Linked DNA regions of Homo sapiens: region 1 is linked to region 2. Evidence: read pairs that join two places in POLR2A ChIA-PET (ENCODE). Cell type or tissue: Panc1. All regions are shown on one strand. Each heading gives the region's core, and the rest is flanking DNA. Links, peaks and the distances in the headings are about the cores only.

Evidence for each region. ChIA-PET counts read pairs that join two places held together with the same protein. Peaks named below come from ENCODE experiments on the same cell type or tissue, not always from the same donor. Only the 100,000 strongest peaks of a DNase experiment are listed, where the experiment ranks them.
Region 1: POLR2A ChIA-PET joins it to region 2 with 5 read pairs; 1 of 35 experiments calls an interaction of 5 or more read pairs at or near these places.

Annotation. Positions count from the first base shown.
Region 1 is chr6:158,035,703-158,038,621 of GRCh38, reverse strand. All of the region lies in intron 4 of SYNJ2 (synaptojanin 2), which reads right to left. Among named protein-coding and RNA genes, the nearest start is that of SYNJ2-IT1, 36 kb to the right of the region's middle. RefSeq lists an enhancer at 374-1,068. In Panc1, for the core only: no CTCF peak of the experiment used is centred there; no DNase peak of the experiment used is centred there; H3K27ac peaks cover 2,033 bases.
Region 2 is chr6:157,793,840-157,796,758 of GRCh38, reverse strand. No RefSeq gene overlaps it. Among named protein-coding and RNA genes, the nearest start is that of SNX9, 28 kb to the left of the region's middle. In Panc1, for the core only: no CTCF peak of the experiment used is centred there; no DNase peak of the experiment used is centred there; H3K27ac peaks cover 345 bases.

The DNA of each region.
Region 1 (2,919 bases), core at 307-2,806, 240 kb before region 2:
CCCTGGACTCAGCGCTGGGAAGTGACAGCTCCCCTTCCTGGGTAGCCAGGCTGTCCGGGGTCTCCGATGGATGGGCCAGCCCAGGCACCTCCAGGCTCATCAGCACAGCCTGAAACATAGGCACCCAACCAAGAGCTACCGTGGGTGTAGGGCCACCTTCCTGGGGCCCCGCTACGCATCTCTTGTTAACGAAGTCACCATGGGTTAAGTTATGCTCTCTAGGTGGGGCGGGGGCAGCATCCGCAGCGGCTGCATCTGTGGGTGAGCGGCAGGTGGTGGTGCCCAGCTGTCTGTCAATCACTGCTGCTCCTGGGAGTAAGGTTGGGTGGGGACTTCATGGAGAGCAGCCCTGTCTAGCCCAGAGCCCAGAGGACGAAAAAGGACAAAACACACACACTAGGAAGCCCACAAAGGCTTATGGGAGCCAAGAAATCCCTCCCCAGCCCAGACAAGGAAGGGAGGTGGAGGCAATGTCAACAGCATCGGGCTGTACCCCAGGAGCTGGAAGGGCAGGCTGTTCATATCTCTATGGCCTTGCCAGGCTGCCCGAGGTGGGAGATTCAGGAGATGTGGGGGCAAGGTCCCTGCCTCTGAGCTCTAACAAGCAGGCTGGCAACACAGGAGACAAGCGCCAGTCAGCAGGCACGCGACACGAAGTGGCCAGAGCCAAGGCCCAGCCTGGTCTGTGGTAGGGCTTGTTGGTCTGTAAAAGTGAGAAAGCAAAGATTGCAGCGAGAGTTCTCACAGGGCCACAGGCGCTGCCTGTAAAGCACAGTCCTCTAACAGGAGCCAGCATCCGCGGCCCAGGGTGAGCTGTGTCCCTTCCAAAAACCATATGGTGAAGTACCAACTCCCAGTACTTTAGAACTTGTTTGGAAATAGGGTCTTTGCAGAAGTAATGGGTTAAGATGAGGACAACTGGGCCGGGCTCAGTGGCTCACACCTGTAATCTCAGCACTTTGGGAGGCCGAGGCGGGCAGATCACGAGGTCAGGAGATCGAGACCATCCTGGCTAACACGGTGAAACCCTGTCTCTACTAAAAATACAAAAAATTAGCCGGGCGTGGTGGCGGGCGCCTGTAGTCCCAGCTACTCAGGAGGCTGAGGCAGGAGAATGGTGTGAACCCGGGAGGCAGAGCTTGCAGTGAGCCGAGATTGTGCCACTGAACTCCAGCCTGGGTGACAGAGCGAGACTCCGTCTCCAAAAAAAAAAAAAAAAAAAAAAAGATGAGGACAACTGGAGTAGGGTGGGTCCCTGATCCAGTACGACTGGAGTCCTGGAGAGACACAGGCAGAGAAGGCCACACGAAAACGGAGGCAGAGATGATGGAGAGATGCTTGCCAGAGGCCACCAAGAGCCGGGGCGGTCAGGTGGGCTCAGAAGGGTTCTCCCCAGGGGGACTTCGAAGAGACAGCAGTCCTGCCGACACCTGGATTGCAGACTTCCAGTCTCCAGAACTGGGAGAGAATAAGTGTGTTGTTTTCGGCCACCCAGTTTGGGGTACTTTATTATGGGCAGTCCTAGGAAATGCATGCGGTTTGCTTTCATTTTCCGTGTTAGAATGTCCGGTGTTTTAGGAAGGACAGTGCCGCTAAAGGACAGTGGTTCCCAGGGACTTACTCGATGAGATGCAATAGATGAGACCCCAAGTCTTAAAATTCTGGTTGAAATCCAAAACCAGTATTTTAAATAAAAGTTCAAAATAAAAGGCAAGTGGTAATGAAGTGGGGCAGGGAAGGGACTCTCCCCATGCAGACATCAGCCAGAAAAGAGAAAACCACCCAGCTGGGGCCACAGCTTCTCTCTCTGTCCCCTTTTTAAAATTTTTCAAAATTTAACTTTTATTTTAAGTTCAGGGGTACTTGTGCAGGTTTGTTACATAGGTAAACGCATGTTATGTGGGTTTGTTGTACAGGTTATTTTGTCACCCAGTATTAAGCCTAGCAGCACCCACTAGTTATTTTTCCTGATCCTCTCCCTCCTCCTACCCTCCATCCTCCACCCTCTGATAGGCCCCAGTGTGTGTTGTTCCCCTCTTTGTATCCATGTGTTCTCATCATTTAGCTCCCACTTGTAAGTAAGAACATGCAGTGTTTGGTTTTCTGCTCCTGCCTTAGTCTGCTTAGGGTAATGGCCTCCAGCTGCATCCGTGTTGCTGGAAAGGACACGATCTCATTCCTTTTCATGACTGCATACTATTCCATGCTGTATACAAACCACATTTTCTTTATCCAGTCTACCACTGATGGACATTCAGGTTGATTCCATGTCTTTGCTATTGTGAGTAGGTCTCTGAGGAATCACCACATTGTTCTCCACAATGGTGGAACTAATTTACACTCCCACCAACAGCGTATGAGCGTTCCTTTTTCTCTGCAATCTTGCCAGCATCTGTTATTTTTCGACTTTTTAACAATAGCCATTATTGTGTGAGGAGGTATCTCATTTCACACAAGTCAAATAATATTCACGCAAGTCAAATAATAGCCATTTGACTTGTGTGAGGGGGTAGCTCATTGTGGCTTTGATTCTCATTTCTCTAATGATCAGTGATGTTAAGCTTTTTTCCATGATTGCTGGCCGCATGTATGCCTTCTTTTGAAAAGTGTCTGTTTATGTCCTTTGCCCAGTTTTTAATGTTTTTTTTTTTTTTCTTGGAAATTTGTTTAAGTTCCTTATAGATGCTGGGTGTTAGACCTTTGTCAGATGCATAGTTTGCAAAAATTTTCTCCCATTCTGTAGGTTGTCTGTTCACTCTGTTGATAGTTTCTTCAGCTGTGCAGAAGCTCTTTAGTTTGGTTAGATCCACAATCCTCAAACTAATAAGAGCCATTTATGACAAACCCACAGCCAACACCATACTGAATGGGCAAAAGCTGAAAACCAGCACAGGACAAGGATGCCCTCTCTCATCACTC
Region 2 (2,919 bases), core at 284-2,783:
TGTGTAATAGATACTCAACAAATAGTTTTTGCATAGATGGATGATCAATACATCTACGCAGCATGTAATGACAATGAAGTAAACAGGGTGCCCACCGAAACATGGTTCTCTTTTCCTTCATTGACATATAGGAGGCCACACTTCTTTGCCCCCTTGCAGTTAGGTGGGATCCTGTGACCAGTTCTGGCCAAAGGAAAGTGAGCAAAAGTGACTGTCGAGAAGCCCCAGTCTCTCTTGTCCTGCTGTGGCAAGTTCCAGATGGCGCAGCCACCAGATGGATCCTCTGGCAGCCTGGCTCCCCACCCAGTCTATTCCCCTCTCTTCCCCCACTGCCTTGCTGACCAACAGTAGAGTTTTTGTGAGAGATGAACTTTAATGCCACTGAGATTCTCAAGGTTAACTTGTACGTCGTAACCTGGCCTGTCCTGACTCACACCTCTCTTCTCTGGTCTGACAGATCCAATATAAATTTAAAAAAGCTATACTCCTTACTAATAGTCCAAACACCATTCCGTTGGCAGTTTAAGGAAATAACATGTGTGAGATTTATCCAAGAAACAGCATTGCGAGCATATTTATATTGAAGGAAGCACTGAAGAAGACAGGAACAATAATTAAGAAAAAAAAAAGATCACTTAAATCCATGGGTTAAAGGCATCCTGACAGACCTCGTTGGCTGTAATTTCATGTGGATCCTTCCTGGGAGTGACTTCAGATTCTGACTTCCTTTATTCCTAAAATGCCAATTCGTCAAGTCACACTTCCTCTTTAAATAAAATACTGATTTTGTTCGTAGTTTTAAATTTAAAATTTTTTACTTACAGGAAGATAAGAAGTATAACTTTTGTCCAGTAACTGGCTAGCTTTGCACCTCTACGTCAAAGATATTTTTAGTGTTATACCACCCCAGACGCTGTTCCAACATTGAAATTGTACTTAGGTTAAATTGGGAAGACTGTTCCCTTTGCCCAAATGTGCTTTTGGCATTATTCCTATGAAAGTTTATAACAAGTTTATGTGTAAAAGCAGAGGGAATAATATAATGAATTACTATAAAATTATCACTTTAATTTTACAATTGTTAATATTTCACCATGTTTCATCTATGTTCCCCTTTGCTGAAGTATTTTAAAACTAGCCCCAGACATCAGGACACTTAACCTTTAAATACATCACTGTACATCTCAAAAACCTAAGGATATTTTCTTATATAATCATAATGCTATCATCATACCTAACAAAATTAACAACATAATTCTTTTACAATATCTGATACCCTATCCACATTCAAGTTTTCTAAAATATCCCTAAGATATGTTTTAATTTTTAAGTTTTAAATTTTTGAGATGTAGTCTCTCTCTGTCGCCCAGGCTGGAGTGCAGTGGCGCAATCTTGGCTCACTGCAACCTCTGCCTCCTGGGTTCAAGCCATTCTCTTGCCTAAGCTTCTCGAGTAGCTGGGACTACAGGCACACTACACCATGCCTAGCTAATTTTTGTATTTTTAGTAGAGATGGGGTTTCACCATGTTGACCAGGCTGGTCACAAACTCCTGACCTCAAGCAATCCGCCCGCCTTGGCCTCCCAAAGTGCTGGGATTACAGGCATGAGCCACCGTGCCCCGCCTCAAGATGTGTTTTTATATTTCATTTTCATATTTGGTTTGATGGGACCTAAACTAGGTGCACATACTGCATATGATTGTTCAGTTTCTAGTCTCTGTTGATCAGTTTACTTTATTTTAAAATTCATCTTGATCTATTTCCTTTCAATTTTCTACTTTTTTTTTTTTTTTAAATTCTGCTCTTCCAAATCTTTTCCTTTTTTGGTGGAGGAAGTTTGAGCAGGACAATATTCTCACCTTGCATCTGGGGAAATCTAGTCTCTTTTTTTTAAGCATCTCATATTCCTGGTCTTTTAAAAAAAGACAATATAAATATAAGCTAAATACTAATTTTTAAAAGTAAGTCATTTAAAACATCTAGCTAATAGGAAGCTAGAGAATAAGTAGAGTTTTATGTTTTATGTATTTCATGTTTGCTAAGTTTATCTGGGTCAGAAAAAGAAACTCTCTTTTATTATAAATCTTTAGATGTAATGGCCTATCAGAAATAAGACTTCTCTTACTAATTCTTCAAGAAAATTTCCTAGTCAAAATAAATAAATAAAATATAAAGATGTTGTGTGTTCGTTTTTAGCAGTCTCTATGGACAAAACAATGTAGTAGTTCAAGAAAATATCATTAATATCAAGTGATTTAGGGAGTAAGAAGACTTGGCTTTAGCCCTGCCTTTACTGTGAACTAATGACTTGAATAAGTTCTGTAAGTTGTCTGAGCCTTAGCTTCTGTGTTAGTCCGTTTTCATGCTGCTAATAAAGACATACCTGAGACAGGGTAATTTATAAAGAAAAAGAGGTTTAATAGACTCACAGTTCCACGTGGCTGGGGAGGCCTCACAATCATGGCAGAAGGCGAAGAAGGAGCAAAGTCATGTCTTACATGGTGGCAGGCAAGAGAGCGTGTGCAGTGGAACTGCCCTTTATAAAACCATCAGGTCTTGTGAGACTTATTCACTATCATGAGAACAGCAGGGGAAAAACCCACCCCTATGACTCAATTACCTCCCACTGGGTCCCTCCCATGACACATAGGGATTATGGGAGCTACAATTCAAGATGAAATTTGGGTGAGGACACAGCCAAACCATATCAGCTTCTTCACGAGAAAGCTTAGCCTAGTTGACCAACAAGATATACTTTTAATATTCTAAAATTTCATAAAGCCAAATGTCTGCAAAATAAGAAAACCATTTTTGTCCCCCAACAAATATACCAGGTCTTAGGGTTTCACATGAGGCTGTTTTCAAAGCAGACCCCTTGGAGCCATGTGGTCATTTACCTGATGGGGCCACCCCTCAAA